3 separate regions of the Homo sapiens genome follow, and all the other regions are linked to region 1. Evidence: chromatin contacts called from ENCODE Hi-C data. All regions are on one chromosome and are shown on one strand. Each heading gives the region's core, a stretch centred on a gene start or an enhancer-like site at or near the end of the contact. The rest is flanking DNA. Distances are from core to core; before and after follow the strand shown. Region 1 overlaps PRDM10 (PR/SET domain 10). Region 2 overlaps ZBTB44-DT (ZBTB44 divergent transcript). Region 3 overlaps ZBTB44-DT (ZBTB44 divergent transcript).

Region 1 (3,593 bases), core at 312-2,811:
TATTCATTAATTTGCATTTACTGTAGCAACCAAACTGTGGTTTCCACCAGGATTTAGTAAGTACAGGTTGCAAAGAACAGCAGGTCAGGCAAACAAGTAACATTCTGTTATGTGAAACACAGGAAACAAACCTACCTGCAGCTCCAACTGAGCAGGCAGCATTAGAGGAGAGAAAAATAGTTACATTACCAATTGGATTGGAAGACTTCCCTTCAGTTGGTCATTACCAATCTGGATAGAAAAGATGAAAAAATACATAGCCCTACTTTTTAGAATGTGTGAGAGAAAAAAAAACAAAATAGCTCAACTAAGACTGACCTCCAAAAGCCAGATACATATGGCTTTCGCTTTGACACAAGGAACCTTGCACCAAAACCAGTAACCCTGCTCATTCAAAAATGCAAGTACAATTACGGCTGGACTGTGTTTGTGCATCCACAACTTCACTGCATGTGTGGGCTTCGGTTTTTTTTTTTCCTTCCAAAAAAAAAAAAAAAATCTAGCAAGGGTTTCTCTGGACTTAGTAAAAAAAATCAGAATGGCCAAAGCAGAAAATATAGTAATTGAGCAAGAGAAAGAAGTGCAGATTAGGAACTAAAGGAGAAGGATGGATGGGATATTACTTCATAGCTTGTTTTCCTTGCTGGCCTGTATTTCTGTATGTTGATATACTCTTGTGAAATAATATACAGTGAGCTGAGAGTTTCATATGTTTCGATTACAGGGCTCTCATAAAGGCTGTTTAGCCTCAGTTCTTAGAGCCCTTCAAAGCTATCATATGACTACAAATGTTTAAATGTGTTTTTACATGAAGGCATGGACTAGACTATTTTTCAAGGTCCCTTCTAGCCTAGAGGCAAATAAGAAGACCAAAAGAAACATACGCTGAACGATCATGCATGTAGAAATTGTAAAGCCTGGGAAGTTATACAAAATGTCTCTTTCATCTACTGGAAAGTACCAATATGTCTTTATGCACTCAGCTGCCATAAACATGGGTTGTAAGTCATTGGTTTTTATCAGCACAGACACTTATCCCACAAAGCCATATTGTTTTCCACACGAATCCCCTGCAGTTCCTAACTCAGAGTCAAATGCTATTTGTGAAATAATAAGAGAAAACGCATCTGAACTGCAAGTCAGGAAAGCCCTGCAGCCGCATGGTCTGAGGCCAAGACACAGGTCCCGTGACTCAGACACTGACTAACTCTCGAACTGACAGCTTTGGCTCAAGCTATCCGCAGGTGTGTGAACTGTACCTGCCATATCAACTTGGACACAGGTCACTTTACATTGATGAGTAATGACATTTGCCATTCTCCCCTGGGAAGCTGTAGATAAGCACATTTAGTTACCCAAAATCAACTTGAGAGCTATGATTAGGCACAAATTAGCCTGGTTTAAAATATAAATGATTATTATAACTAAATGTACTTATTTCTCCACTTCCAATCTGTGAATTGAGGGATGCAGAGAGCTAGTCCAGGAGCTGCCAACCTCTAGGCCTCTGTGTCGTCACTAAATTGGTCAAATCTAGGACCAGCCATGCCAGCCTGCCATGGGACACAGAGACATTGAGAAATAGTGAACACTTTCTTTCAAAATAAGGGGATCGAGCATGTGACAGGCTAGATGCAAGATTTCAGAGAGGAAGGTGAATAGGTTAGAAAACCACCAGAGAGCTGGTGGTGGGAGGAAGATGAGCGGCTGGTGCCAGGAGCCGCCGGCTTTCCCCACTTACTCGGATGCGCTTGGCTCTGCGCATGTCGTCGGCTGTCAGCGTGCTCTGGGTGGGCACCACGCTCTCTTCATGCTGCGGCTGCAGGTGCAGGGTGTGAGTTTCTGGTTCATGTTCCAGGGAAGACTGGGTTTCCTGTGGCAGCTGAGGGATTGGGATAGTGGTCTGTTCTGGTTGATCCAGCCCATTCAGAGTGGCTGGTTCAGCCTCATCAAATTGCTCCTTTGTGGGAAAATGTAGCAAGTCCTGAAATTTGCAATAACCAGGAATAGAGATCAGTGCCGGAGGGACTGTCAGCTCAGATTTAGAATTGCTGCTTATTTCAGAATGACTAGATTCATAATACTCAGAAAAAATATTCTCCCTCTGGGAAAGTTAATTAGGTAACTATGCACAGAAGGCAAAAGCAGGAGAGGTTCCACACCACTTAACAAGGAAAAGACTGTGATCTGACTTTTCTGGAATATCAATAATTTTAATTGTTTAAACTAATTAAACAAAGTCCACCTCTACTAACTCTGGTCAATTTTATTTATTTATTTATTTTTATTTTATTTTATTTTATTTTTTTTTTGAGACGGAGTCTCGCTCTGTCCCCAGGCTGGAGTGCAGTGGCGCGATCTCGACTCACTGCAAGCTCCGCCTCCCGGTTCACGCCATTCTCCTGCCTCCGCCTCCCGAGTAGCTGGGATTGCAGGCGCCCGCCACTGCACCCAGCTAATTTTTTTTGTATTTTTAGTAGAGACGGGGTTTCACCGTGTTAGCCAGGATGGTCTCGATCTCCTGACCTCGTGATCCGCCCACCTCGGCCTCCCAAAGCGCTGGGATTACAGGCATGAGCCACTGCGCCTGGCCAAGTCCGGTCAATTTTAAATCTTTAGAGCAGCAAAGTTGGGTTTTTGTTGTAGGTAACACTTGAAAATACATTCTTTTCTGGCATTATCCAATCATTCTTTAATTAACAGGCAGCAAGGTCTGATAGGAAAGGTCTACAAACATTGGGAAGGTCTTTGTACTTAGGTCTCGTCAGGGATCTGGCGAGTCCTCCACACAAGCACCTAAGGAGGGCTCCTTCCCGTCCCCCCGTACCTGTGTCCCATCGTCACTCTTTTCCCCATTTTCGCTGGTGATTTCCAGGCGGATAAATTTTGGAGGACGCCCCGGCCGTCGACCTGGACCGAATCGCCTCTTGCCTCGTCCCCTTCCTCTGCCTCTTGTTCTGGGGACAAGAGATTGGGTTACAGGTCGTCATGGTTACATAATACTCCATAACAAGTAGCGACCTAAATGATCCTTACTAACCCCAGAGTTTGATTCCTCTCACCTTATTACTTTCCCAGATTTTCTCCAATAGAAACAACTGTTTTACTAATATACACTTTCTGAATGTCTCATCCTTCCCCTCTATTACAGCTTAAAGATATGTCTTCAATTATTCTGAAGAAAAGAGCTATAAAAATTCAAAGCACTGACAATATTTTGCTTCTGAAATGATGTGAGAAAGGCAGACAGGACAGAACATGCTAAGCCTTTGAGCGTGTTCCCAGGAGATGTCATCTGAGACAAGATTCCCATTATTTCTCTCTTTTTCCCCTGGCCTCGCCTCATATTCCTTCCAAGAAATGTGGCCAAATTCAAACAACTTTCTTGTTTTACTACAAGCTTCTGGAAGGTCAGAACAAATTTCTAATTCAATTGTTTCATAACATGCCTAGTAAACATCAATTAACTTTTGCATCCCCTTTAATGGACTTTTTTTTTTTCTCTTTTTGAGGCTAGGTCTTGCTCTGCTACCCAGGCTGGAGTGCAGTGATGTAATCATGGCTCACTGTGGCCTCAACCACCTGGGCTCAAG
Region 2 (3,593 bases), core at 388-2,887, 460 kb after region 1:
GGATTCAAAACCTTGAAAAGCTTTTACTTTATTTATTTATTTTTTTGAGATGGAGTTTCGCTCTTGTTGCCCAGGCTGGAGTGCAGTGGCACGATCTCGGCTCACTGCAACCTTTGCCTCCTGGGTTCAAGTGATTCTCTTGCCTCAGCCTCCTGAGTAGCTGGGACTACAGGTGCACCACCATGCCTGGCTCATTTTTGTATTTTTAGTAGAGACGGGGTTTCACCATGTTGGTCAGGCTGGTCACGAACCTCTGACCTCAGGTGATCCACCCACCTCGGCCTCCCAAAGTGCTGGGATTACAGGCTTGAGCCACCGCACCCAGCCTTGAGAAGCTTTTAGACGAGCCATGTTGGAACTGACAAATGAGAGTTCTTTCTTTATTTCTTTTTTTTTTTTTCTTGAGATGGAGTCTCACTCTGTCGCTTGGGCTGGAGTGCAGTGGTGCGATCTCCACTCACTGCAACCTCCGCCTCCAGCATTCATGCGATTCTCCTGCCTCAACCTCCCAAGTGGCTGGGATTACAGGTGCCTGTGACCACGCCTGCCTAATTTTTTTGTATTTTCAGTAGAGATAGGGTTTCACTATGTTGGCCAGGCTGGTCTCGAACTCCTGACCTCGTGATCCACCTGCCTCAGCCTCCCAAAGTGCTGGGGTTACAGGCATGAGCCACCTCACTCGGCCTTTTCTGTTTTTTTAAGACAGGGTATCGCACTGTTACCTAGGCTGGAGTGCAGTGCCACCATCATGGCTCACTGCAGCCTCAATCTCCTGGGGCTCAAGCAATCCTCCTACCTCAGCCTCCTGAGTAGCTGGAACCATGGGTGCTTACCATCACACCTGGCTAGGTTTTAAAAAAATGTTTTTATTTTGTAGAGATGGGATCTCCCTATGTTGCCCATGCTGGAGACTTTGTATTACTTAGGATCTGACACAATATCTCACTTACCTTTTTTCTGTCTTTGGAGTGAACTATATTTTCCCCTAATCTTAGGTGTTAATTTAGTTTCATGGAACAGGCAATGTACAATATTAAGAATTGATTGTATGGGAGATGCTATGGTAGGTCCCTGGCAGAAAGAATGAGGATGCGGAATGAGGAGAGAAGGATCAGTGGTGGGCATGGAGTGACATGGTCGGGGTGGGAACTCAAGAGAGATGCAAACGTGAGTAAGATGTGGGCTTGACCACAATGTATAAACGTAGAGGAGACCCAACTATGAAGGCTGTCCGTAAGTGTTATGGTGGTGGGGGCGGAAGGCATAAACAAAATCCTCTGGGTACACAGGAGATAGAGAAATACATTCTGCCTGGGAGAGCTGGAGAAAGCTTCATGCAGAGGGTGACATCTGAGCTGACTCTTGAAGGATGGGTAGGCCCCACACACACAGAGAAGAAAGGAACAGTAGCAGGAAAGCCATGAGGTGACAGTGGTCTACGGGCTAACATGAGAGTGAGCTACACGTGTTGGGGGTGGGTAGGAACTGTGGCAGGAAAAGCAAAGAACCTTGAATGTCCTCTTAAAGACTGTAGATTTTCTACGGGCAACGGGAGTCACTGAAGGTTTTTGAGCAGAGGAGTGGTGTCTTTTGATCTTTTGATTTTCCAGGGCTGGCTCCTTTGGCGTGTGCGGTTACCTGGTAGCGTCGGTTATATGATGTGGTGCGAGACTGTGCTTTCACTTTTCCTTTCCAGGGGAGCCCTCTCAAGGAAGAGAACATTATTGTGCTTTTATCTCCTTTTGTCCAGCCTTAGTTTGATCCTCTGTTTGCCATTTCCCCTCTCTTCCCTTTGATGTTCTTGGCAAGGGAAGAGTTATACCATTGACATCTTCCTATTGACATCTGTGTCAGGTATTTGATTCCTAATACCACATGATTATTCTTTTTGATGAATCAATGGGCAAGGAAATAAGTTGCTCTCACTGTCCATGGGTTGGAAACCCAGGAAAGTTTAGGAATAAAAGAGTCGAAGAAAGCAGCACACAGACAGAGAGGTGGGACGTGCATGAGAGCAGAGGACAGCATGCCGTGGTTGGAGGAGGTCTCAAAATAGAAGGTGCTTCTCTTGGGATTCACACCGCGGGCCTTGGCAGGCAGCCCACCCTTATCGTCATTAATTTCCTGAGTTCAGAATTGGGTACCACACCCTGGTGTTAAGCTGTTAACCTCCAGCATCAAGGCCACAGCCGCTGGGGAGAATTCTTTTCTCAAGCTGTGGCCTCGTCAGAGTTGTCCTCTGAACATGCCACAAAGGGTGAATGTTCCATCCAGTCCCACAATTCTGGAATTCTATGTATACTTATGTACCTCCCACGCCTTTCCTCCAGGACACGCACACACAGAGCAAAGTCTTCCTATAGCGGGCCATGATGCTGCAATTGCAGAGTATGTAAGTGTATGTGTAGGCGTGTGTATATTTGTAAAAGCAGAAGTGCACGCATACGTGTGTGTGTGCATGTGCATGCACATGTGTATAGGGGCATGCGTGTGCATGTGCACACAGAAATATGTAGGCTTTCAATACATAGAACACGACTTTCCTTTCAGACCTTTCTTTCTTCTATTGCCTGAAAGTATAAAACCTGAAATAATGTGGATAGTTTGAGGAAACCAAGGATGTTTCTAGAGCCTGGCTTTTCATAGGCTCTAGAAACAGAGCTCTGTCTGCTCTAGGTTTCGAGACTGGTTACCGTTCTCAGATCCAGGAGTTCTTTAGACGTCATCCAGTTTTCCTTGCTATGTGCTGTGAAATTACAGCCGTGCCATCAGTAGAGGGCTCCCTCAACCTTAGAAGCTGGTGAGAATGCTTGAAGGCCACGCAATGTAAATGGGAGAAAAATGCAGATCTGACTGTGAATTTTAAATCCAGTGCCCCAAAGTACTTTTGAAGAGAAGAAACCCTAACCCATCCTGAAAACAGACGATTTCAGCAAGAAGGTATTTGTAGTGTTTACATTACATGACACTGTTTAAATTCCTGGATCAAGGTCAGTGTAATGTTTATGCTCAGAGTAACACATAGCTAAGTTATTCTTCAAAGAACGCAAGAAGCAGGGCAACTCCCTGACCAATGGTTTAATTGTTTCTGGACGCGTCACTCATGTTCCTAAACTCAGGGTTTCCTAACTATACAATTACAGAACCATCAATCACCTTCAGTCTCAGTCCTGGGCCAAAGCTTTGCAGATGCCAGATCTCAATTTGGCATTTACCCAGATTTGTGCCAGCTAAACGTCAAGTGTCCGGCTGATAAAGCACCATGTCCGGGTGTTGAATGCCACAGTCTGCTCAGGTAATTGCAGCTGGCCAGCTGCTCTGCATTAACATTGAGAAGGCTGAGTGGTGGATATGCAGGCAGGGGAAGGAAGCCGGACACTGCTGAATCAATGTTTATCTATTGGTTGATATGTCTCTTTTTTACAATTTTTGAGACAGGGTCTTACTCTTTCACCCAGGCTGGAGTGCAGTGGCACAATCCTGGCTCACTGCAGCCTCCACCTCCTGGGCTCAAGCAATCCTCTTGCCTCAGCCTCTCAAGTAGCTGGGCCTACAGGTGCATGCCACCACATCTAGCTAAGTTTTTTAATTTT
Region 3 (3,593 bases), core at 457-2,956, 440 kb after region 1:
GCATAAACAAAATCTGGAAGGATAAATAAGAGACTACTAATGAAAATGGTTAAGTGGGGAGTCCGATGTGCAGGATGTGGGAACTGGATGGGTAGGGAATGAGATAAGATCAAGACTTGGCAACATCATTTTGGACTAAAATGTTGAGCTATGTCAACATATTATCTTTTTATAAAATTAAATGAAATAAAAGAAACTTCGTTAGAGACCATTTGATTGTTCAGTTCACTGGTCACTCAATACACAGTTATTGAGCATCTACCATGTGGCAGGCACTGTTCCAGGAACTGTGCCCAGAAGACAGGCACCAGATTATACAAGTCGTGATCTACTTAAAGCTCAAGAGTTTGTGTCTTTAATCACAGAAACCACCCTTTGAATGCCACAGATTCCATTATGCCCACCCAATAGTTTCCTCCCAACCCATCCAGTCTCTTATCCATGACCTCACCATGGTAACAATATCCCCCATGGCCATTCAGATCTAGTAACAATTTAATGTTTGTCTTTTCTGTGTATGTTTTGTGTGTATATTTTTACATCTTGATTGTCTTTCTTTTTTTGAGCATGTTGTTCCATCTGGTTGGTAGAATATGATATGAAAAGGTCAGGACTTTAATTTTATGGACCATTTAGCTTCATTTGGAATGAGAATAAAGCTCCCATGACGAGAGATTTACCCGTCAATCTGAGCCAGAGGCTTAGCAGATGTCGGCACGTCCTCGATCACTGGAGGTCAGAGCAGGAGATCCTAGATGGTTTGCTCCCTTCAAACCTATTATCATTACCAGGAATGTCATCAGTAGAACACAACTTTTAGATAGTTTGGCAGAGGTATTATATTCGTAAATAAAAGTAAATATGTCTGTGTGGGTGCACTTGTGTATGCATGTGTGATGTTTTGCAATCTCCTTGAGGGCAGCAGAAACAATGATGAAACGTACAAGCATAATCCCAGAAATTGACAAAGCACATTCCCTCACATCTTTCATGTCTGCGTTCATATACCATCTTCTCAGAAAGCCTTTCCCTGACCACCACTAGAAAGTAACTCACCTGAATTTTTGTCTGTTTTGTCCACTCTTGCACTCTCTTTCATCCTAGCTCTTACTGTATTTTTTCCTTTTTTGCAATTGCTTACTAGATGGTGAGCTCCTTAGAGGGAAGTATAGTACATATTTCCTCCATGTCTCCAGTACCCAACACAGTGCCTGACGTTGAGAGGGCTCTTAATAAGTGTTTGTGAAAGACTGGTAGAGCAATGCCCTATGAAACAAGAAGCTGGATAACACTGTAAGTATTTCTTTGGTTTGGGGGAATTGGAGTCTAAAGGGCATGCTTTGTTTTCCGGTTGGGTGGGCTGGTGTACTGCTGGGTGTTTTTGGTAAATGTGAAGATTTCCTCCTGCCTAGTTAGCCTGCACTCTGCATGCATGCCATACACAAGGCAGCTGGCTCACCACAGTGGACTGTGACAGTTCACAGCTCCCTGCCAGCCAGTTAGACTGTCCCATCAATCTGTCCCAGAAGCTCCCACACCCTCTCATCTGACAGTAATTCAATCCTTTCCTTGGATTTCTCTGATCACCCGCCCTGTGTTCTTCTCTCTCCTGTCCCTTGCTGTCTGAGCTGCTCAGACTTCAGCAGCCATATGGACTAAAGCAAAAGTGAGTTCATCCACAGAGCATGTGCTTGGGCAGCCAAGTCCTCCAGGTTTGAATAAAATGACCCAACGCATTTGGTATTCACTGGGCAGTCACACAGGGACATGTCCATTCTAGGATGTCCCTCATAAAGGCCAGATGCTGCCTCAGCCAGATTCGCCTAAGTTCTTTGATTGGGACTCCTGGTGGCAGGCATGGGAGGTCAAACTCCTTCCACTTTCCCGTCCTATCCGCGCCTCCCAATTCCTCATTCTCCTAACCACTGGTTTTGCCTTAATGATGAATTCCAACAAGAATTCCCATTCCCAATTCCATTTGGATTCTTCCCAAAGTGAAATCCCTCACCTGGTCTATAGCTGCAAATTGAAAAGACTCAAATTATGGCTTTTATAGACAACGTACTACTGTATTTCTTGGGGGCAAAGAACTGGCACTGGCTAATGAGTTATATTCCAATGTACAATGCCCTCTGATTGTGTATTATATATTAGCACTCTGGGATTGAAAGAGACAATTGTGTCGTGTTTGCCCATTAATCGGGAATACTCATCTCAGCTGCGCTGTGTTGCATGCCAGCCAAACTTGTCATTCTCATACCCAACAGCTTTTAATTGTTGTGTTGCCCTTTCATGGTAACCTTTCTCAGAGTTTGGAGAGCAAAAACAGAGTCCTACCTAAATATCAGCTCCTTCCCACTCTGAGAAAAAAAAAGAATCCATTTAGATGGAAAGGATTTGGGTTTTCTCATTCCCAGAGGCTGACAATGCTTCAGCGATTTCCAGTACCCAGCAAGTCTAAATGCTAGCTATGGGATTGCTTCTTCTAGTAAAGTTAGGAAATATATCATACAAGAAAAGGGCTCCCATGACCTCACAGTAAGCTGGAGACTAAAATAGAAGAAATGCCTTAAAAATCATTGTCGAGACCCAATTCAATGCAAGTAACAGAAAAATCTAAATCAAACTGTCTTAGGTGAACATTTTTATTCACTCATATAACTGAAAAGACCCGGGATAGTAGTGCTTCAGCCTATCTAGATTCAGGGCTTGAAAATCTCTTCAAGACTTGGTCCCATCCTTGCCACATGTTTGCTCTTCTGTTGCCATATAAACTTCTGGTCAAGGGAGCTTTATTCTCCTTCTTGCCCATCTTGTGGCAAGATTGCGGCCAGCAGGTCAGTGGCAGGCTCTGAGCTCTAGTGGAAGTCCCAAGATTGAGTCTCACTGGACTAGTTTGGCTCATGGTTCTTGTTCTGAGCCAATCACGTTGCCCACGGGGAATGGAGCCTGAAAATTGGCCAGACGTAGGTCACTCTTGCCCCTAGACATGGAAGGGTTAAATCCATCCACCCAAACCACGAAAACTGCAATGAGAGGTGGTGGTGGTTCTCCAGGAAAATCCACGGGCTGTTACCAGAAAAATGGGGAACAGATGCTGAACAAGCAAGAAAAACAGAGGTACTGTCTCTTCATCTCAGCTTCAAGAATGAAGGTTGAATGTGTTTGTAGGTTGGTAATGTAAGTTAATGTCTTCTCCCAGAACCCTGTCCAGAATAAAGAGTACCGTTTACTGAGTGCTGGGCCCTGTGCCCAGTGTGGTACGTCCTTTCATTTAATCCTTACGCCTGCCCTGCCCTATGATGGGCCCCCGTTTCTAAATAAGGGAAGGAGGCATAAGGAGATTAAATGTCATGCTTGAAGCTACACAACTGCTAAAGACTGAGTCGTTATTTAACCGTGGTCTGACTGCAAAGCCCATGTTTATTCTCCTTTTGTGTATTTCCCAAACTTGCCTATTCACAAGACTCTCTGGGGGGTGTTTGTGAAAAACACAGGTTCTCAGGCGCTCCTCCTGGGAGATTCTGATTCAGAAAGTCTGGGCAGAAGTCTGAGCATCTCTTTTAACAGGTGTGCTCAGTAATCCTTATAAT

Evidence for each region. A loop is a pair of places that touch in the nucleus more often than their neighbours do. Pooled maps may share reads with other maps.
Region 2: a pooled map shows a loop between it and region 1 (2.3-fold over the local background). The contact joins two enhancer-like sites. A Hi-C loop is called at or near these places in 2 of 50 pooled maps.
Region 3: a loop to region 1 is called in a pooled map, with 2.5 times the contacts of the local background. The contact joins two enhancer-like sites. A Hi-C loop is called at or near these places in 2 of 37 single-sample maps with no recorded cell type and 4 of 50 pooled maps.

What each region holds. Positions count from the first base shown.
Region 1 is chr11:129,929,275-129,932,867 of GRCh38, forward strand. It overlaps PRDM10 (PR/SET domain 10), which reads right to left. Exons shown (of 21, transcript NM_199437.2): 10 at 2,828-2,957; 11 at 1,742-1,984. Among named protein-coding and RNA genes, the nearest start is that of NFRKB, 35 kb to the left of the region's middle. Within about 2 kb of position 1,562, at least 5 of the 41 ENCODE cell types and tissues checked have a DNase peak (open chromatin) inside an H3K27ac peak, as active enhancers do.
Region 2 is chr11:130,387,379-130,390,971 of GRCh38, forward strand. All of the region lies in intron 2 of ZBTB44-DT (ZBTB44 divergent transcript), which reads left to right. Among named protein-coding and RNA genes, the nearest start is that of ADAMTS8, 39 kb to the right of the region's middle. Within about 2 kb of position 1,638, at least 10 of the 41 ENCODE cell types and tissues checked have a DNase peak (open chromatin) inside an H3K27ac peak, as active enhancers do.
Region 3 is chr11:130,367,750-130,371,342 of GRCh38, forward strand. It overlaps ZBTB44-DT (ZBTB44 divergent transcript), which reads left to right. Exons shown (of 7, transcript NR_148980.1): 2 at 1,145-1,293. Among named protein-coding and RNA genes, the nearest start is that of ZBTB44-DT, 55 kb to the left of the region's middle. RefSeq lists an enhancer at 3,148-3,593. Within about 2 kb of position 1,707, at least 4 of the 41 ENCODE cell types and tissues checked have a DNase peak (open chromatin) inside an H3K27ac peak, as active enhancers do.